Regions from separate parts of the Mus musculus genome. Here region 1 is linked to region 2. A link is a loop called in an ENCODE intact Hi-C map of the cell type or tissue named here. Cell type or tissue: heart. All regions are shown on one strand. Each heading gives the region's core, and the rest is flanking DNA. Links, peaks and the distances in the headings are about the cores only. Region 1 holds the start of Gm32997 (a long non-coding RNA gene). Region 2 has its middle 20 kb from the start of Gm33103.

Region 1 (10,819 bases), core at 1,281-9,280, 68 kb after region 2:
CAAGTGTCTTCCTCAACTATTTCTCCACTATATATGTACATATATATATCCATACATATATATGTGTGCGTATGTATGTATATATATATAGTTAAATATATGTATATATTTATGTATATGAATGTATTTATCTATATATCTATAAATGTATATATGTCTATAAATTATATATTTCTGTACATAAATATATATAAAATATATGTATATTTTAAATATATTTAAAATCTTTTTTGCCATTTTAGATCTATTTTTTATTAAATATTTTCTTAACTTACATTTCAAATGTCATCTCCTTTCCTGGTTTCCCCGCCGAAACCCCGCTATCCCATCCCCCCTCACAGTGCTCACCAACCCACCCACCCCCGCTTCCCTGTCCTGGCATTCCCCTACACTGGGACATAGAGCCTTTACAGGACCAAGGGCCTTTCCTCCCATCGATGCCCAACTAGGACATCCTCTGCTACATATGCGGAGCCATGGGTCCCTCCATGTGTACTCTTTGGTTGGTGGTTTAGTCCCTAGGGGCTCTGAGGGTACTGTTTGCTTCATATTGTTGTTCCTCCTATGGAGCTGCCAACCCCTTCAGCTCCCTTACAAAGGATTTTCAAACTGTTTTAATTTATGTGTGTCTGTATCACTGTGTGCCACAAGTACATGGGTCTCAGCAGAGGCCAGAAAAGGACATCTGAGCCCCTGGAACTGGAGTTACCTGTGATTGTGAGCAATCTAATGCAGAAGCTGGGAAATGAATTCTGGTCCTCATGCAAAGCAGCAATCACTCGTAACAACTGAGCCACCTCTCCAGCCCAGTGCTGCTGTTTGTACAAAGTCCTTTCTCTCTGGTCACATAGTCAGCACACACACGCCCCACTGCCCCCATCTAGTCATCTGCCTCTAAGGAAACTTTGATCTTCAAGGAATGTTGAGCCCACAGTCAGAGATCTTGCTCCTGATGGATTAACAGCATTGGTCTAGAACTAATCATGGAGACCCCAGTGCAGATAAAGCTAGGGCTTAGAGACCTGGAAAAGAATAAGAGGGAATTAGAAGACAATCTTGCTTAGTGTTCATGGGCAACAGCAAAGATTATTATGGGCTACTTTGATTATTTTATTATTGTAATGAGTTTTAAAACTTAGTTTTCTTTGAGCCTAGTTGAAATTATGCTTTAAGTTTGTATTCATTATTCTATTTCCAAATGTAATGAATTTTACCAATCACTTTCCAGGCAGCTTTTGGTTACCGTCTGATCAACTAACGATGAGCCGACTCAAGTAATCTCTCTCTCTCTTTCTCTCTCTCTCTCTCTCTCTCTCTCTCTCTCTCTCTCTCTCTCTCTCTCACACACACACACAATTTATTTTTGAAGCAGTGTTTCATTTAGCCCAAGTTGGTTTCAAACTTACTATGTAGGAGGATGATGTTAAATTTCGCTTCCACTTTTTGAGTGGAGGGATTATAGGCATGATTTATTCACATTTTCATACGTACTAAGCAAGCAGTTTATCAGCGGACTTTAATCCCCATCCTGACTTAACTATACATTTTTTTTTTTACAAATATTTGACCTGTGTAATATACTCAACTTGTTTGTTTGTTTGTTTTTGTTGTTGTTGTTTTTTCGAGACAGGGTTTCTCTGTGTAGCTCTGGCTGTCCTGGAACTCACTTTGTAGACCAGGCTGGCCTTGAACTCAGAAATCCACCTGCCTCTGCCTCCCAAGTGCTGGGATTAAAGGCGTGCGCCACCAGACCTGGCTCATATTCAACTTTTTTATTAATATAAACATAACTTTTGATTCAATATGAATAAGAGGTCATTTATTTTGAGGCAGACATGAACAACCATATCTGGTAACATGAATTCAATTTACCCTGAATGACATGCTGCACCGTGAAAGTGGTTACATAGACTGCTTTAGTCCTGGGGCATCCATAAACAAGAACATCCACAGATGCATTGGGCGGGGGACACAGATAGGCCAGTTCCAGAAAATCAGGAAATCTCTGGATTAAGATTAGAAAAAATATACTAGAAAACATGACCAAGGACTTCAGAAAGCACACAACAAGGTGGGTGAACTCAATCCAGGACGTGGAGGGGAAAGTCTCACGCTGGATGAGTTGGAGAAACTGCTGAATTAGCATTGGTAATACCAATGGAAATACCGTTCAGGCTCAAAACCCAAGCAAGGAGGCAGCAATAGCTGCCAAATGAGAACAAAGACCCAATCCTTCAACGCTGGCAAACCAACTCATTTGTACCCGCTTGCATGTTATACCACAGGTGTTCATCTATAATGGAGAAGACGGCAGGGCCCACCTACATCTAACTTCCGGGCCTGCAGGGTATGATGAGCTGCTCCTCTTCTCACTCCCCTGCTGGGACAGGCACTGTGGCTTCATGACAGCTGGACTTCAGCCCTGTTATGGGGTACAAAAACTTAAGAAAACCTCAGTCCTCAAGTAAACCTAGGACCATCTAGAACATTCTGCTTCTGGTCTGGAAGACCAGTTAGACACCTTAGCTGAGGTTGTTTTTCAGAATTGAAGAGGAGTCGATCTCTTTATGAAACAAGAATGAATCTGTGTGGTACTGGGGAAGACTTGTTGCTTCTATGACAACAATCAGGGACAATTAAACTTTAGCCATGGTCAGAAGTAACCTTAGAAAGAAAGGGAGGAGGGAAGGAAGGAAGGGAGGAAGGGAGGGAAGAAAGGAAGGAAGGAAAGTCTTCCAAAATCTTCTAACCTTGCTTTTTGGCTTCTGTAGTTCCGTTTCTGGCTAATTATTCTTGCTAACTTGGGTGTGCCAGCCCAAAGCTCATCAAAACTGCACTGGTGTCCTGAACACCCAGTGTAGTTGCTGGCTGGCTAATAAAGACTTCCTATTGGCTTGAACCCGTGTCCATGTAGTCTTCTTCTTGATACCTCCCAATACCAGCAACATAAAAGTTCAGCAAGGGGTTGCTATATGAGGAAAGTGAGGGGCCAGCAAGAGGAAGGCTGGAGTAGACCACAGAGGGGGAAGAGAGTGAAAAGAAACATAAATGCATATGTGTATGAAAATTCCATAATGAAATCCATTACCTTGTGTGCTATCTTAAAAAACCTAAAATTTAAAGGTAATAAAGAATATCTACAAAACTGTATTACATTCTAATAAAACAGAAAGGATATAAAACTGGAAGGGGGACTTAGGTGTTCTTTTGGGGAGTGGAAGGGAATGGTTGATGTTGGATAGGTGTGATCAAGATGCAATGCTTACAAGGATGAAACTGCTAAAGAATTAATACAAGATAGTCTATTAAACTACTAGATCCAAGATCTGGGTGTAACAACACCAGCATTAATCCCAGCTGGCAGGAGACACAGGTAGATGGGTCTCGATGAGTTTGAAGTGAGTCTGGTCTACCTAGTGAGTTCCAAGACAGTTTGAGCTACTTAATGAGACCCCATCTCAAACAAACTAATAAACAAACTAACCCCCATTCCATCCAAACACATCCAAAGACAATTTCAGGTTAGTTTTCCCCGCTACTTAACAAACTTTCCCAAATAAACCTAATGAAAACCAAAATAGGAGACTATTTTATTAACATAGAATTCATTTTAAATAACATCTGCTGTAGATTGTTTTGGGGTTAGGTTGGGATTCCCACATATAAACATAAAAAGTCTTTCATGGGCCCTAACCGGCTTTGGAAAAGTGGCCTTATTCCTTTAAACAGAGCACAGGTCCATTTTCTACCTCAGCCATGGTGTCTTAGGTCAGAAGCTTTCTGTCCATGCCACTACAGAGTCATATCCGAGTGATGCTGGGATACTCAGTGCTCTTCTGAGGAGTCAGTCTCGTATCTAGGACTGGAGAGATCCATCATATGCAGATGAAGAATTTGCTGCTCTCTGGTGGCTGATGGACATGCAAAGGCCCCGTGGTGAGAAGAAAATGTGCCTTTGAGCCCAGTAAGCCTTTTCCCCCTTGCAGCTCCTTGCAGAGTTCCTTTCATCCACATGTTGAAATCATCCCTGATGGGAAGGAAAGTACATGATTTAATTGTGCTATTCTGCTGCGGGATGTGGTTCCAACCAGATGGGCAAAGAACTACATTTAGATTAGCGCTTTGAAAAGTAGAGAACAGTACAAATGACCCTGTGAGGAACAGGGCAAAGCCACCAGGGAGATCAAGAAGAAATGACAAGCTCACCTCACTTGATAATGTTTTCTTGTTCTCCCCTAATGCACATCTGGATGAGGGTCAAAGGACAGGTTCTGAGTGAACGAGCCAGAATACTTTCCTGAATTTGGATTCTGGGAAGTTAGACATGAGAGCTCCGTTGTTGTATCTGGAAAAGAAGTTCTCCTTAAAGACAAATCCAATTCCCAGAAGCAAGTCTGCTTTGGGCCACGGTTGACAACAGTAAGTAACCTCTCTGGGAGGTGCAAATCAACTGTCTCTCTTGCCTCTCTTTGAGAAACTAGAGCTGTGTTCTGGCTCACTTTTCCTAAGGACGTGGGCCCCCAATGTCCTTTTTCTTTATTTGAGTTCATGGTAGACTTTGGTCTCAAGTTTTCATTCCACTAATCTCTTTGTTGTAGAGCAAACACACACACACACACACACACACACACACACACACACACACACACACACACACACACACTAAAGGCAGGTTTATTGAAAAGCTGCTCTTGGGTGGACAAGTTCACTGGCCCCAATGCCAAGGCCAGTGAAGTCACCATGGGGAAGCGGTGGAGGGGAGGGGAGGGATAGAAAAAGAAAGAAAGAAAGGGGCACTTGCAGAGAGAGGAGAGAGAGAGAGATTTTAAGTACCTCAAAGCTTCTTTGTTTCTAGGCATAGAATAATTTGTTCAGTTGAGAAATAACAAGCCCCACAGCAACTGGAAATGTGTATTTTCCCCAAGGCATTTTTACCTCCTACCCTGTATCCTAGCCTGAGCTGTTGGCAGAAGGGAGGAGGTCCATCATGTCCTCAACTGTCCTACGAGGCTGCAGAAGTCTAACCCACACCCATACCTGGGAAATCTTTTCTGGTGCTCTGAAGCAAGGATGGTCTAGGACACTAGGACACTGAGATAAAAAGAATCACGCCAAGGGACAGGGAAATAGGCAACAATCCCTTTAGAAAATGAATGGTAAATTGAAATTTCTGCCACTAAGTATTTTGACAGGGAAAACACCAAGAAGTCGGTCTACTTTGCTTCCCCTTCTTTTCCTCTTTTTAAAAATAATACAGTAGTGTCTCCCGTTTATCCAGTGTGGGTCAAAATTTACCGCTAGACATTTCTGGAGAATTTTCTAGAAGTCCATTCTAAATGCACCTAGAAAAATTTCCCTGGGCTAAACTGCGGTGACTTCGCGTGTTCAGCTTGTCTGCTACCCGAAATCTGTCCCTGCTGCCTCTGTGGTGCCTCATCCCTGCCAGATTTGTGAGCAGCCCAACCCATCCGGGTGGCTCCCACAGTGACCTGAAGTAACCTCACAGGCTCTCTGTGTGTTTGGATAACACAGAGATAAGATAAAGGAGAGGACATGAAGCAACACCCCCGAAAAACATGGTCTAGTGACCTAGTTAGTATTCAAGCACTGACCAAGACCGACAGTGTGGAGCACTTTACCAACATTTTTTTTCTTACCGCAAGTCCCTTCTGCCCTAATAACTCCTTGCTGCAGACTCAGCAGAGACAAACCACAGCTGGCCGTCAGTATTTTCTGCTGCAATGCTGTTCATGTAATCAAAAGCAACTGCTGCAGACTTCCTTTTCCCAGATAAAGCAGTGCCAAAAACTGACATCCTTTTCTCCGGAATCCGTTCCCCAGCTCTATTCTTTCCCAGTGCAGGCATCTTATTTGTGGCTCGAAAAAGCAGTGGTGTCTGTTGGTTGGATACATTTTAATTGGATAACTTTTAAACCAATTTTTATTTTTATTTGAGAAAAAATTCACACAAGTACTTAAGAATTAAAAGGTACACCAGGGGATACAGTGAGAAGATGAGCTATGTTCTCTGTCTTGGCATTTGGTTTAGGCTTTGCCCCACAGTTACCTGGCAACAGCCAGGTGTGCCTGACTCACTATAAAAGAGGCTGCTTGCCCCGTCCAGTCCACGCTCCCCCCCACTCGCTCCGCTCCTACTCTCTTCTCTTGCCCTCCCCCCCCCCGCACTCCCCCACTATCCTGGGGCTGGTCCCTCAAGGGTAAGGGATGCCTCAGCATGGCCCCGCAGAGGCACCGCCTTCCTCCACACCATACCGCGCCTCCACAAAACATATTCCTTGTCTCTTTGGTTTTATAAAACATAACTCTGTCTCTGTCCTTTAGTTATCAGGTACCCTGACTTAGAAGCGCTTACTTCCAGTCTCAGGTCTCTATAATCTGAGAATTCTAGTAGGAATGGCCAGTGCATTTTAAAATATGTACAGTCCTTTGAGCTCCTACAGACAGATGAGTTTATTGTCTTTCTGCATCTGTTCTGTTTCACATAACACAGTAATCTCCAGGTTCATTCATGTTGCCACTCATGACAGGACTGCCTTCTTTTTATTACTGACTAGCATTTTCCTGGACTCATAAACACGCATGCATGTTAGTCACATTCATTTTTCCTGCTTCTCTATTGATGGACACTAAAGTTGATTCTATCTCATGACTATTGTGGACAGTGTAGGCATCTCCTAAACACACTGCTTTTTATCTCCTTTGGATATATGCCAGATAGACAAATTGCTGAGTCATGTGATTATAAATTGCTTTAGTGAATGGGTGGACTAATTTATATTCCCATCAAGGGTGTGTGTGGAAGCATTTCCTTTTTCCCAGCTACTTATTCATACTTAGTGTCTGTGTGGTGTGGTGTGATGTGGTGTGTCTCTGTCTGTGTGTGGTATGATGCGGTGTGGTGTGGTGTAGTGTGTCTGTGTGTATGCAGGCATGTGTGTGTCATAGTGTGAATGTAGAGGTTAGAGGGTAACTTTTAGGAAACTGTTCCCACCTTCCACCTTGTGGGTCCTGGGGACAGAATTCAGCCTGTCAGTGTTGGTGGCACATAACTTTATGTGCTGAGCCATCTCAATGGCATAGTTTTTTTTTTTTTTTTTTTTTTTTTATGTAACAGCTGTTGTAACAGTTGTTGAGATGTCACTTCACCACATTTGAATCTACATTTTCTGGACTTTTTTTTGGATCACAGAAATGGAAAGTAGAGTAGATTTTTCTGTGGCTGAGTTGGTTAGTGAGAGTTGGAGAGGCTCCGCTAAAGGGTACAAGATTTCAGTGAGGCAGGAAGAACAAGTTTAAGCGAGCTATTGTGTAACATGGTGGCAGATCAATGTATTGTATAAAATCTTAGGATATTGGAAATATTTTACAAAAATTGTAAGTATGTGAGGTATTTCATTTGTAAGTTAGCTAGAGCTAGTCTTTCCATAGTGTATGCATACTTTATATATCATGTTGTACATTGTAAATACATACAGCTTTGTCAATATGGTACATACACATACACACACATGTAGGCGTTGATTTCTTTTCAAAATCTACATTTAGTAAGGGTCTTGAATGGTTTAACCTCCCTTCTAGCCCACCACCCACCAGAGGTAGTGGAAAAGAAAGGTTATTAGGATATGGGGAAGTGGAACAGCTTAGAAATAGTTCTTTGGAGCAAATCCAATCTGCGTTGTAGAATATACAGCAGCAGTCCACTTCAGCAACGTCAGGAGAGCAAACACAAATCAGCAGTGGTGGCAGAACCCAGCAGAAACAGCCACGCATCTACTGAATCAGCACAAGTCAGCAGAAACCACCAGGACTAGCAGGGACACCAGGAGAAGTTCTCTGCTGTGCCTCTCTCAAGGCAACAAAGATCAGTGAAGGCACAAGACCAAGAAGCATTGTAAAGCTAGCTATGCAAGACATGTCACTGTCCGTTGGGTCCTATTTATACTCCCTCCAAACATAATGTGTCCTGCCATAGGTCTTGCCTCAGCTGACATCACTCTATTAATTTGCCGGAGTCTGCAGAAGCAGCCAACGATGACCATTAAGGAATGGCAAAACATATCAATACCATCCAACATCATCCACCATCTGTTGGGTCCTTTTTAATATCGTGTGTCCTCTCATGTGTTTGCTTTAGCAAAACATCTTTTCATGTATGTCTGCTTCAGGAAAACATTCCTTCACATATCTGCCCCAACAAAACATCCAACACATCTGACTTTCCAAACTTTCCACTACACACACACACACACACACACACACACACACACACACACACACACACACACACACACACACTAAGTTGTAAGCAAAAAAACCAGAAAGTATTTAGTTCTGTATGCTTCCCTCCCACAAGGGATAACAAACATTCTGTAACTATTTGACAATACATTTTCAGATCTTGCCATTTTAATGCATATGAAATTATTTCTTTTTATACAGTAACATAGAACTATATAGAAATGCATCATATTTTTATCAATACAGTTTTTAATTAAATTTTCACTTTTTTCAAAGATGTCATTTTTCTTTTTAGCTTTGCTTTTCATTCATGTTATTATGACTAAATCTAAAATGAAATACCATTTTACAAATTCTAAAACTATATGTTATCTCTGAATATCTGGTTGCATTTTTATATTTCTTTAATAATTTGCCAGAAAATAATTTATTGATTTATAGATGCTTTTTTAAATAAGAAATTATCCCTGTAATTTTTTCTTTATTGTGGATACACAAAGATACTTTAACTTAATGAAGGTTCAGACTTTAATTTTTGTTATGGCTTCTGGGTCATTTTATACTCAGGAATGCCTTATCAACCCCAAGAATAAGATCCTTTTGGCTGTTGCATTTTCTTTTAGCATATTTATGATTTTTAAATGTTAGGTCATGTAGAGTTTGTTTGTTTGTTTATTTGTAAGATATAAACTAATGGGTATTGGAGAAATGCTAAGAGAAGCTAAGGGATCCTTTGGTTTGGTTTCCAGCACCTGTATGGGGTGCCTCACAGCTGTATCTAACTCCAGTTTTATGGGATCTGAGACTCTCTTCCAGGCTCCACTGGCGCTCACCCACAAGAGGCATATACTTACATAGGTGCTATACATACATAAGTAAAAATGAATTTTTGACTAGATCTGAAGATGATTTGGTAGGGTGCAGCCTAGGACAGTGGAAGCCCTCAGGAGTGCAGGGCCGACCATTTGCCTAGGGGACCACACTGGAGATGCATTGGACCCCACAGCCATCAAGGATGCGCTGCTCCTCAGCTAGCAGGTCATCAGGTTCATCTGCATTAGATTTGGTGACGTCCCAGTTTTTTAAGGTGTGGCTCTTCTGGCAGCCAGGGAACATAAATCACACAGTCCTTACAGTGGACAGGATGACCTGCCCAGTGTGAATTCTGGTCACTGCCCTGGGGCTTCCCAAAGGCAACAGACATACCTACCTGTCTAATGGCTAGACTAGGGACAGTGCTGAGATCAGAGACATGAATATACACCCAGAAAACTGTCTCCAAAGTCCCATTGGGCAACACCTGTAGGCAAAAGGTTCAGTGCACTCCAAAATAAGCTGCAGCTCACAGCCATTGCATGCAAGGTCCCCATGCAGATATTTTTATCTGCCATGGTAGCAGATAAAAATAAAATCTTTAAAATATATGAAGTGGTGATAAATTTGCTTTTCTCTGTGGCTAACAACTGTTAAAAGAGCACATATGAACTAATATAATTTTAGTTATTTTCTAATGATTTGAAAGGTTGTCCTATTGTCAATGCATACTAACCAGATAAGCATATGCACTAGTTAGACACATATTGTCTGTTTTTGCACTATTGCCTTATCTCTTCACCCACCAGACAATACTGTTTTTATTACATTGCTTGATCTTAATATGTGGCAAAGTTTATCCTTGTGTTCTATTCTTGTTCTTTCTCACAACCTTTCTTCTTAATCTTATTTAATTTGCAAGTGATTAAAGAAACATGTACATAGTTTTCTTTTTGAAAGTTCTCATCCAAATTATGGACTAATGTTCTATTTCTTCATCTGCTTTTTCTCTATTTGTACTATCTGTTCCAGGTATAATTTTAATGTGTTTTTAAAAATCAGTTTCTAGGTATTTTGTTGTTTTTGTTATAATTGTTAATAGTTTTTCCCTTTGTTTTAAAGAAAAAGGGTTTATTTAATATGGTACAAAGAGAGCACTATGCATGACTGTAATTGAAGAGCCACCAGCCAATAAAGCATTTTTATCCATTCTACATTTCAACTTGTTGTTTCTATATATGAAGTTATCCACTTTTTGTAGATTAATTCATCCTATCCACCAAACTGAAATGGAGATGGGTGTAGTACTTACATCTGGAGTTCTGTGATCAAACTCCCTAACAGACAATGGAAGGAAGGAAGGAAGGAAGGAAGGAAGGAAGGAAGGGAGGGAGGGAGGGAGGGAGGGAGGGAGGGAGGGAGGGAGGGAGGGAGGGAGGATGGAAGGTTGGTTCAGGCCAAAAGAAACTCAAGACAACTAGCTATCTTTGGTGTCTATTAGAATACCAAAGGGCTTCCTGGCTACCAGGCTTCCTCAAGTACCTGTGTTTCTTCTCAGCTTTCCTAACTCTATCCTTTACCTTAAACTCTAGCTCATGTGCTTCCTTCCCACAGCTTCACACTATGTCAGCTCTATGCTGTGTTGCCCCTCTCTCTTGCCCCTCTCTCTTGGCCCTCTTTCTTGCTCTACTTTACCTGCACTCTCTTTGTCTTCTCTCCTCTCACAACCTGGTCCAGTTTGTAGGCC
Region 2 (10,819 bases), core at 1,637-9,636:
TTAATGCTGTCTGCTTTTGAGTAATGTTTGGTAGACATTGGTAGATTGTTTCTGGCACATTCCTTTAGGAGATAACCAAGATATATACAATGGACAGAAGCCTAGAGTCCAGACTTAATCTGGATGGTGTCTGCCATGGAAAAGCCTTTATGTGTCTTAGTAACAAACTTACTCTGGCTGTCCCGTGTTGCTGCAAGGAGCAGAGGAGGGAGTGTATGACTGGGCAAAACCAGAACAAAGGATTAGTCTCCTCTAAAGGATCTGATGGTCAAGTCTTTCATAATTCTCCAGCTGTAGAGAAGAAAGGAGACTCGGATAGGGAGAAGCTTGGAATCCTCGGGAGGGGAGGGTGTTGTCAGCAAGCAGTGGGAGAGGTAGGGAAAGGAATGTGCGAGAGGAACAAAGGTTGGCGGGGTGGGTAGATAAAGGCTCTTGAGCAATCTCCAGGAGTTGTCCTCAGAAGAATAGATGAAAAGGCAAGGGGGTGGGGAGGCTGGAGGTGCAGCTCAGCGCTGGAGTTCATCCATGTGCTAGAGAGGAAAAACTGGAAAAGCTGTCTGGGCAGGAGGTGTGGAGATGGCTAGTCTCTGTCCCCAGTAGTTAATCTTCCCTGGTTATTTGATGGGATGCTTAGGGAGAGGTTTTTAAGACAATTGCACTTCTCCCTTTGGTCAGATAAGTGAGTTCCAGAGTGAGCCTGTTCCTGTGCTCAGGAGAGAAAGCAGACAAGGTCAGAGGAACCTGCATTCTGAGCAACTTCTCAGGCCTGATAGTGGATCAAAGCACCATCCCAGGGTATCTTTGCCTGAGCCTCAACAACATGGAAATTTACAGGTGTGATTATATGTCTTCAGATTCTGGGGTTGGGTTGGGGGCGGGGGAGAGAAGGAGACAGATTGTATCTAAGAAATGGAATCTTTAAGGGAAGGGAACCTGTCCCAGCCAATGTGCGAGTGTGAAGTGTGGCCAGAGAAGGGTCAGAAGGATTCTGAAGGTGGAAGGGGCTGTGAGAACATGGGGGTCTCAGATAGCTGGGAAAAGCGCAGACACAGATTCTTCAGAACTCTGATCCTGCAGAAGAGTGCCTCCTGCCATCTCGTGGATTTTAGCCCAGCGACATTTATTTTGGATTTCTATTCTACAGAACAGTAAGAGTTTTGAAAAAGATGTATTGTTTTAAGCCACTGAGTTTGTAGGATTTGTTCTAGTAGCAATAGAAAAATAAATACAGACATATACACACATGCATGTATGTAAAGAGGATGAAAGCTTAAGAAAAATCAGAGAATTATATACTTTTATTTTTTGTTTTTAATTAATTAATTAATTAATTAATTAATTAATTAATTTTGGCATTTCCTTTTTATTTAAAATAGATTATCTTCTCACATAATGTGTCCTGATAAAAGTTTTCTCTCCTCCTCCTCCTCCTCTTCTTCTTCCTCCTCCTCTCCTCCTCTTCTTCCTCTTCTTCCTCCTCCTCAGCCCTTCCCACTTCCTTTCCCAGCTGGATCTATTCCATTTCTGTTGTTTATTAGAAAACAAAGGGACCTTTAAGGGATAGTAAAAAAATATAATAAGATAAAACCAAAGCTAACATTGGAATAGGACAAAACACAAAACAGAAGAAAAGAGCTCTTCACACACACAAAAAAAATTAAAAGCATAAGAAATAGATCCACTTGTTATTTGCATACTCAGAATCTCATAAAACCAGTAAACTGGCCAGATGTGGTGGCACACACTTTTAATCCCAGCACACAGGAGGCAGAGTAAAGCAGATCTCTGAGTTTGAAGCCAGCTAATCTATATGAGCTGCAGGACAGCCAGGGCTACACAGAAACACTGCCTCAAAAACCAAAAACAATAAGAAAAAAAAAACAAAAACAATAAACTGGAAACCTAGTATATATGCGAAGGACCTGGGTTGGGGAGACAAAATAAAATAAAAATAAAAAACAAGATAAAATTAAAAAAAAAAAAAGAAGAAGAAGAAGAGGAAAAGCCCTAATCAGGACATTACGAGACAAGAAGCCTCCAAAGATGCTTCTGAGTTGTTTTGTGTCGGCCGTCTACTGCTGGCCATGGGGCCTACCCTTAAGAGAGGTTTGTTTCCCCAGTGAGACTCCCTCCGAGGAAACAAATTTTATTTTTATTTGCAAAGTGGTTATCAATTAGAGACAGCTGCTGGGTTCCAGTGGGGCTTGTATCCACTTCTCTTCTCAGCTGGATGAAAGAGCTGGTACACGGTGGCTGTGGCTTTAGTCTCTGTGAGTTCATGTGTGAAGGTCCTGTTGATTTAGAGGGCCTTGTTTTCTTGGTGTCCTCCATCCTTTCTGGCTCTTACACTCTTTCTGCTTCCTACTCTGAGAGTTTACTGAGCCCCAAGGGGAGGATGTGATAGAGACAATCTCTTGGGGCTGAGCATTCCAAGGTTACTCACTCTCATACTGTCTGGCTATGGGTCTTTGTCCTGTCTCGTTCTCTATCTGTTGCAGGAGGAAGCTTCCCTGATGATAACTGAGCAGGGCACAAATCTATCAATATAGCAGAATGTCATTAGGAGTCATTTCATTGCTGCATTTTTCCCCTTAATAATAATATTTGGTTTTACCCTAGGTCTCTAAGCAATCTAGTCTCTGGTTGTTGCATCCAAGCAGTGTTGGGTATAGTTTCCATGTCATGGTGTAGGTCTTAAGTCAAATCTTATATTGGTTGGTTACTCCCATAAGCCTTGTGCCACCATTGCCCTACTTACGTTGCAGGCAAGACACTACTGTAGATCAAAGGTTTGTGGTCGGCATGATGTTCATGTTTCCCTTCTGGTGTTCCAAAGATGCTAGAATGTAGGAGTGAAGGCTCTTTGCAGGCACTGCCTCTACTTCTCCATAGTCAATGGGTTGTGTAGGTATTGTCTTCAGCAATAGGGCCTTCCCTTCAGTTTTGTGGAGAGCAACCTATAGTTTCAGCAACGACTTGGGTTGTTTGAGGGGTTCCCATGAAACTCCTTGGCCTACAACTCAATAAGATGTAACCCAATCCTAATATTGGAAGATTCATGTGGTGATAAGAGATAACCAGTTCAGACTCTGTCTCCCCATAACTTGGTGATCTTATCTATCCCTTCATATATGCATATATTTTAGGTAGTTTCTATTGTGTTAGTTTTCCATATTACCACTCAAATGCCCCTTTATTTAGCTGCCTCTCATTCTGTTCCCTCCCTCATCTTCCTCTTCTCACTTCTTCTCTTTATTCTCCCATTCTGGCTCCCCCATCCACCCATAACTATATATTCTATTTCCTTTCCCTTACCCTATATCTATCTGTTGCTCTTCAGAGTATAGCTTGGTGATCACTGACTTAACAGCTGATACCCACATATAAACAAATACATACCATATTAGTCTTTCTGGGTCTAGGTTACCTCACTCTGGATAATTTATTCTATTCCATCAATTTATCTACAAAAGTTGTCTTTTTTTTAAACAGCTAAGTAATACTCTAGTGTGTAAACGTACCACAGTTTCTTTATCCATTCTTGTTGAGGGACATCTAGCTTTTTTCCCTCCAGTTTCTGGCTACTATCAATAGAGTAACAACGAACTACTGAACATGGTTGAGCAAGTGTCTGTATGGTACATGCCAACGATAGGGCTGGATGTTGAGGTAGATCTATCTATCCCCATCTTTCTGAGGAACTCCACACTGATTTCCACAGGGAGTGTACACATTTTCACCCCCACCAGCAATGGATAAGTGTTCTCCTCCACATCCTTGCCAGCATGAGCTGTCACCCCCCCCCCCCCCAGTCAGGGTTTCTCTGTGTAGCCCTGGCTGTCCTGGAACTCACTCTGTAGACCAGGCTGGCCTCCAACTCAGAGATCCGCCTGCCTCTGCCTCCCAAGTGCTTGGATTAAAGGCGTGTGCCACCACGCCCGGCGAGCTGTCACTTCTTTTATTGGTCTTAGCCATTCTGACAGGTGTATCTTGAAATCTCAGAATAGTTTTGATTTGCATTTCCTGGTGGCTAAGGAATGTTGAACATTTCTTTAAGAGTTTGTCAGGCTTTTTGAATTTCCTCTTGAGAATTTTCTGTTTAGATCTGTGCCCCATTTTAAAATTGGTTTGTTTTCTTGGTACCTAGTTTGGTTTTTGTATACTAATCCTCTATCAGATATCTGGTTGGTAACAGAATCTTTTCCCATTTTACCGGCTGACACTTTGTCTGAATGACGATGTCCTTTGCAGTGCAGAAACTTCTTAGGTTCCCAAGTATTCCTTGTTTATCTGTTGTTTATCTTAGTTTCTGTGCTGGCGGTCTTCTGTTCAAAGAGAGATTTTTCTTATGCTAATGAGCTCGAGCTCTTTCCACTTCCTCTTCTGTCAGGTCCAGTGTATCTGGTTTTATGTTGAGGTTTTTGATTCATTTGAAGTTGAGTTTTGTCCATAGGCTTGTAGATTTATGTCTGGGTCTTCAATTTGATTCCATGGGTCAGCATGTCTGTTTTTGTATCCACATCATGCTATTTTTATTACTATAGCTTTGTAGTACAACCTGAAACTGGGGATAGTAAAATCCCCATCGGTTCTTTTGTTATTCAGGGTTGTTTTAGTTACACTAGGGTTCAGGGGTTCGGGATTATTTTTCTGTTGTATCAGGCAGGTCTGGAACTCAGCGTTGGAAGGAGGCTGGGCTGACATTCTTGGGCAGTCTTTGTTCATCCTGTGTAAATCCACCAGGTGGCGCCCTCACCACACGGTTGAGTGTACTTGGCAACTGCTTTCTCAATTTCAGGGATTTTTTTTTTTTTTTTTTAAGTTTTAGGGATTTTTAGCTCCTCTCTTCACACCTCCCACCTCACCAACGCTGTGAAACTGTTACTTGACAAAAGGCCTGCGGGAAATTTATGAAGTGGCCTTGTTTTGATCACTCATCTGGCACCTTCCAGGTTAGAGCATACAAGCCGCCACAGGCGCTGTGGTTTGCTTGCTGTAAGTTCTAGCTTCTCAGGGCCAAGCCAGTGTTTCCCAGATCCTATCATTTAAGTTCAGTGGATGACTCCCTAATCTATGTATGCTATTGTGTTCTCTGCCTTGGCCTTCGCCCATCTCTCTCCTTCAGTTTACACTCACTAACTCACTAATTCATTCATTTCCATCGTCATCGTTATGACATGTGAAGCTCTTATAGTGTTATCATGCTGGAAAAACAAGACCGGAGCTGAGGGCATAACCCTGTGTACTAAAAATATTTAGCAATGTGGCCTGGGGCTTCTTCCCTGCCTTAGATCATTTATGTCCCTGGATGAAAGACACACACAGCCTTTATATTTTTAAATAGCCTTAGTCAGCACAGTAGCTGGGCAGCAACCCCACCCTCCATGCTGTTAGAATCTACCTTCCTATCGATAACCCAAGTTATTACTTAATATGTTTATCTGGGCTGCCCTTAGCTCCAATTGGCTAGCCACATACTTGTGGCTCAGTTTTTCCACGGCTCTCCTCCCTCCTTCACGTTCTCCTTTTTCCATGACGGCTTCTGAAACCTCATCCCCACCTATGTCTCCTCTACCCATTGGCTGTTGGCATCTTTATTTACTAATCACAGTTAACTGGGGCCAGGGTCACAGGGGCTACACATGCATGCTCCAGGTTTTGGGGTCTTGCACTTAGCATTGCAATAGACATTAAACGACAAAACCTCAACAGCCCTGTCAATAAAAGTGCTTGTGAACATAATATAGTTACTTGTCTGCTGCTGCTATCAAGTGTGACAAGAGCAGAGCAAAGGAGGATGGGTTTACTTTGTCTCAGTTTGAGGGGACAGGCCATCGTGGTGGGCAAGTCATGGTGGCAGGAGCTTGAGGCAGCTTGTGTATCACATCTGCTGTCAGAAAACAGAGAGGAACGCTGACACTCAGCTAGCTTCCTGCTTTGTATGCAGCCTGGGGTTACAGGCTGTGGAGTGGTGCCGGGGCCCTGTAGGGTGGGTCTTCCCATTTCAATTAACCTAATCTAGAAACTCTCTCACTGACGTGTCTAGAGGCTTGTCTCCTCAGCAAGTCAGGATTCTGTTGACTTGATACTTGATTAAGTATCTTGATAATCTAGAGATAGTTTAAAGAGTACAGGAGGATACAGTTTATACGGGGTTATTATTGTATGTAAGAAATTAAGCACCAGGGGATGTTCCAGGTTCTAGGAGGAGCCCTGGAACCACCTTCCCTGGATGACTTAAATGTTTTACTTTCGTCTTAATGTAGCAGTGTTTGTACTTCTATTGTATTTTTGGTGTTCTAAAATAATGAGCCTAGAGCTCACTATTCAATAGCTTAGATAAAATTCACTATGTAGTCCAGGCTGAACTTGAATTCACAGCAATTCTCCTGCCTCAGCTTCCTTAGTGTCGGGATTATAGGCACGAGCCACCACACCTGACTTTGTGCTTTTATAAAGTTCTTTCTCTGTGTGATCAGGAAGACGAGCTAGGTGTTATTCCCCCCCCCCCATGATGTTTTTATTGACTCTCTGGGAGTTTCACAGCATGCATTCCAATCACAATCTCTTCTCAGTTTTTCCATGTCTGACCCTATTGTGATTTTCCTCTCAAAAGAAGTAAAAAATAAAAATAAGAAGAAAAAGGAAGGAAGGAAGGAAGGAAGGAAGGAAAGAAGGAAAGAACACCAAGCCTACCTTGTGCTATCCATACACTCACTGAAGCATGGTCAGACTCTCCGTGACCTGCCCTTTAGATAAAACTGAGTCCGTCCTATCCCACACCTCAGCTAGAAGCCATCAATTGTATGGAACTACTGTTCAGCATCTCTGTCATACTTTTAAACGGCTGTTTCGATGGCTTACTTTTTGTTGCTGTGTTGGGGTGGGGGTCGTTGAGGGGGAGTAGGAGTTGTCACAGGAGCCTTCTGTGTCCCCCTCAGCTGTGCATCTGGAGTCACAGATATGACAGCAAAAGTTGCCTCCTTGCTCTTCACAGTCAACTGGAGCATGGGTCATGGGTTTTCACAGTTTCTGGAGGTAGCCCAGACCAGGACCATGGTCCTCTGCTGCAGTAGGACCGCAGACCCAGACAAGGCCCTTGGAAGCTTCTTGGACCATGGATATCAACATGGGTTTGAAAGACCCACAACGTGAGGACTCCCCCATGTTCTGACTCAGGAGAGGCGACACCCCAAAATCACCAACGAGAAACGGTCTTGCTGCAAATTGCAAGAGGATTTTTATTCAAGAGCGCTCTCGGGCCCACGGTCATACACCACGCAGGGGTAGAGGACCGTGGCGCCCCAAGTAGCTGAGTAAGGGGGTATTTAAAGGAAGGAACCACAACTCAAGGAGGTGGGAAGGGCATTGTTGGAAAATACCAAAAATACCAGTTAAGAGTCACAAGGAAGTACAAAGTCACAAGTGTCAGGTTATCTCTCAAGACAGTTTCTAAGAGCCCCTAACAATCTAAGAGTGCCTAGCAATAGCACCTTTGCATAGTGGGTTCCAGCAATGGTCAGGGTGGGTCAGGGTGACTTTCCTCCAATGAACACTCTTTGAACCCAGGAAGTGGGTGGGTGGAGGAAGGAATGTCGCTATCTGTTTTATGATTAGCATACCTTGGAGCACTGAGTTTACTACTCTTTCAGGTTCAGGTGGCAGCACAGCCTGGGTTCAGGCCATGGACTTCCACATGGTTCTTGGTGGTAACATGGGCTAAGGATTAACACAGATGCCAGCTACTGTGGGGCCTTGGACCCAGTCCCCAGCATGGCATGCCTGAGAATCACAAGGGCTGGCTCTCTTGTCTGCAGACTCTAATGCCTCCCAGCTAGGTGTTTTAGTATAAATACCAAGAAAGGACATAAACAGGTAAGAGAGGGGATGAACAAAAGAAGGCAGAATTTGTAAAATATTATAAACTGAATAGGGGGAGTGTGGTAAGGTGTGCCTTTTGGGGGTCCAGCTGGGTTTCCTCATCCTCTGCTTCCTGCCTCTAGGGTGGTCAGATGCCCCCTACTGGCTTGGAGGATGAAGCACAGTCTGGAACGGGTGGGGCTTTAGGATCTCCTGGCCTGCTGGGAGGAGCGGTGCTTCTCTAAAGATGAAGGCCTTCTTTGATAGACAGTCTTCTGTGAAACATCTCACTTAGCTATATTTGGGGTGGGCTGGTATGCCTACACTTTATTTGAGGTGAACCGGGGTATACAGCAACCTTGGAGAGTGGGAAGGAATTTTCAGGGTAACTGAAAATCATTGGCTAGAGTTTAAAGTTCTGTGAATGCCTCATTTGTATGGAGACTTTCCGGGAATCTCAGGTACTTGCTGGGCACATTCTTATAGGGGAAAAAGAGGAAGTTTGTAAGTCTGCCAAGAACTACTCAACCTTCCCCAGGTAAGGGTGTGGGGAGTCAAGATCCACAGACATGGTTAGAAAAGGGGAAGCCTTGCTGGTAAAGGGAGACCTCCATTTTCTGTGGAGCTCAGAGGAGCTATCTAGTCATGGTAGACTGTGACCTTAATTAGCAAGGTTTTCCCAAAGGGAGGAACAGAAAGAAGTGTGAGACTGTACGGCTTCCCTCCTTCTTGAGTGGTGGGTATCATTGATCCTTTGGTCCAGGAGAGAATAAATTTTAAGTTAGAGACCAGTATGATGCACAGGCCATAAAGCAGAATGACACAGAGCAGTAGAGATAAATCAGGGGGAAATGGAGGCTGTTGGAAACAGAGAGAAGACAGTTCAGGGAAGTAGTGGCCAGGAACACAGCAAAAGGCCAAGAAGAAAGAAGATTGTAAAGGTCCATGACTGGTGACATTTAGGAGTTGCTACATCCACACCAGTAGTGACACGCATTACAGGCCTGAAAGCCTGGAAGCAGTCCTGAGGCAGGGAGTTTCAAGGAAGCTTTGCCTCCTGGAACCTTGGCATTCCCATAGCCCGTTTATTCAAAGCCTGTCCCCACGTTAGTCTGGTGTTTGGATCCCTGTGCTCTCTTTCAGTATTGTTTTCTTATAAGTGCCTTTAAGGTTTGATTTTGACATAGCTAAGCCTCCACCAGTGTTCCAACGGTTCCTAGAAAATCCTTGAAGCCGACCCTGAGCTTGGAATTCAGTAAGAATGTTACCTATTCAGGAACACTCAAATTCACAGTGAAAATAGACAGTGAAAATAATCAGGCATTACAAAGTACAGAACTAGGAAAGCTCAGGGCTAGTCTGCATATTAATTACTTAGGACAATAGCTGAGTCACACCCAACCACAGGAATACACAATGGCCTAGGAAATAGGTAGATTGTCGCATGAAAGGGTTAGTAGAAGGGAATTCCTTTGGTGCAGGTTTTTTCACTAGCTCAGAGGAATAGCATAATCAGGAATTTACTAAAGAACCCTTTGAGCCGGGCGTGGTGGTGCACGCCTTTAATCCCAGCACTTGGGAGGCAGAGGCAGGTAATTTCTGAGTTTGAGGCCAGCCTGGTCTACAGAGTGAGTTCTAGGACAGCCAGGGCTACACAGAGAAACCCAGCCTCGAAAAACCAAAACCAAATCAAACCAAAACAAAAAAACAAAAAAACAAAACCCTGATGGTGGGTTTAACAATAGACTAGCATTGCATCAGAGCATTCACCTGGCTACTGTGTTTAGCTGATCTTTTAAATTAAGGGTTGTTCCTATTCTCAGTGGTAAACTCAGCCTGGCTCCCACCATCTTTTTATGTATGTATTCCTTTTTGTTTTGTGTCAATCTAACTTGGCGGATGTGTTCGCCTGACTTTCTTGTTTTTCTTCTGTAGTAAAAGTCTGGTGCTCGTTTGGACAAAATACATTCATATTCAGCGCTCTCTTGTGTCTGCTTGTCAACTCTCACCGACCCTTGCTCACCTGCAACCAGAAACCCGTTCCCTACAGATAGGAGACCCAGTAGAGGTTAGTCTGTGGCAAGGAGTGCCTTGAAAGTCTGCTTCAGCAATGGTGAGGATAATGGAAGGTTAAAAATGTGCCATGGTCCCCCTTCCCCTTTCCAAAGCATTGCAGTATCAAACGAAAGGCTGTGAATCAGTGGGTAGAGATGTGGGAACTTGGGCTTTTTGCTCTGGTGAGGACTGAATACTTGCCTGACAGAGGAGACATAGGCAGGTAGGAAGAGACAGAGTAAAAGACATTTATAAAGGGAAGAGCCAAAGGAAAGTTGATAGTGTGAGCTCCAGGCACTGTTCATGAGCTACTTGCTGAACACTTGGTTGCAACTCTCTAATCCTGTACAGCAGGCCAAGGGCTCACCCTTACCTCAGTGACCTTGGGGTTCTTGTGTAGCTCTGGACAAGGCATTGTGTGAAGGCTTTGAGTCCTGAGGAAGGGGTAAACAGACCTGGGACCAGTTCTAGTTTTGGCCAATTGTCAATCTGGGCAGGTGGGATCACCTCTGAGTCTCTGCTTCCCTCCAGGGAAAATGAAGGTGTCTGCATCAAGTTATCCCAACCTCCACACTACCCCAGATGTGGTGCTTAAATTCATGCTTTTTTAAAAAAATATTCACACTTACTCCCAAGAATAGGGGCTCCTGATGATGTTTCTTTCATTTGGGGTGACAGTATCTGTTTTATGCTCCTGTGGCTCTCCCTAGGTTCAATATTAAGTTCCTTCACTGTGGCTAGTTAGCCTGGTCTCTCTTTCGTAGTGCTAAGCAGCCCGAGTTCCCCATAGCCCAGCTGAAAAATGCTCTCATTTTATAGGCGTGGCAAGAGGGAAGTCAGGGGGGACCAGGCTGAGGGAAGTCATGCATTTTTCACTAAGAGGTACTGGACTCGCCATTGTTCT

What was found. Peaks named below come from ENCODE experiments on the same cell type or tissue, not always from the same donor. Only the 100,000 strongest peaks of a DNase experiment are listed, where the experiment ranks them.
Region 1: it touches region 2 in a loop (6-fold over the local background); 7 of 42 quality-filtered maps call a loop at or near these places.

What each region holds. Positions count from the first base shown.
Region 1 is chr8:68,948,931-68,959,749 of GRCm38, reverse strand. It overlaps Gm32997 (a long non-coding RNA gene), which reads right to left and starts at 5,747. Exons shown (of 3, transcript XR_379062.3): 1 at 5,658-5,747; 2 at 4,207-4,345; 3 at 3,567-4,027. In heart, for the core only: a CTCF peak has its summit at 3,934 (motif pointing left); DNase peaks (open chromatin) are centred at 5,479 and 5,609; H3K4me3 peaks cover 687 bases; H3K27ac peaks cover 942 bases.
Region 2 is chr8:69,017,521-69,028,339 of GRCm38, reverse strand. No RefSeq gene overlaps it. Among named protein-coding and RNA genes, the nearest start is that of Gm33103, 20 kb to the right of the region's middle. In heart, for the core only: CTCF peaks have their summits at 4,735 (motif pointing right) and 8,023 (motif pointing left); a DNase peak (open chromatin) is centred at 4,829.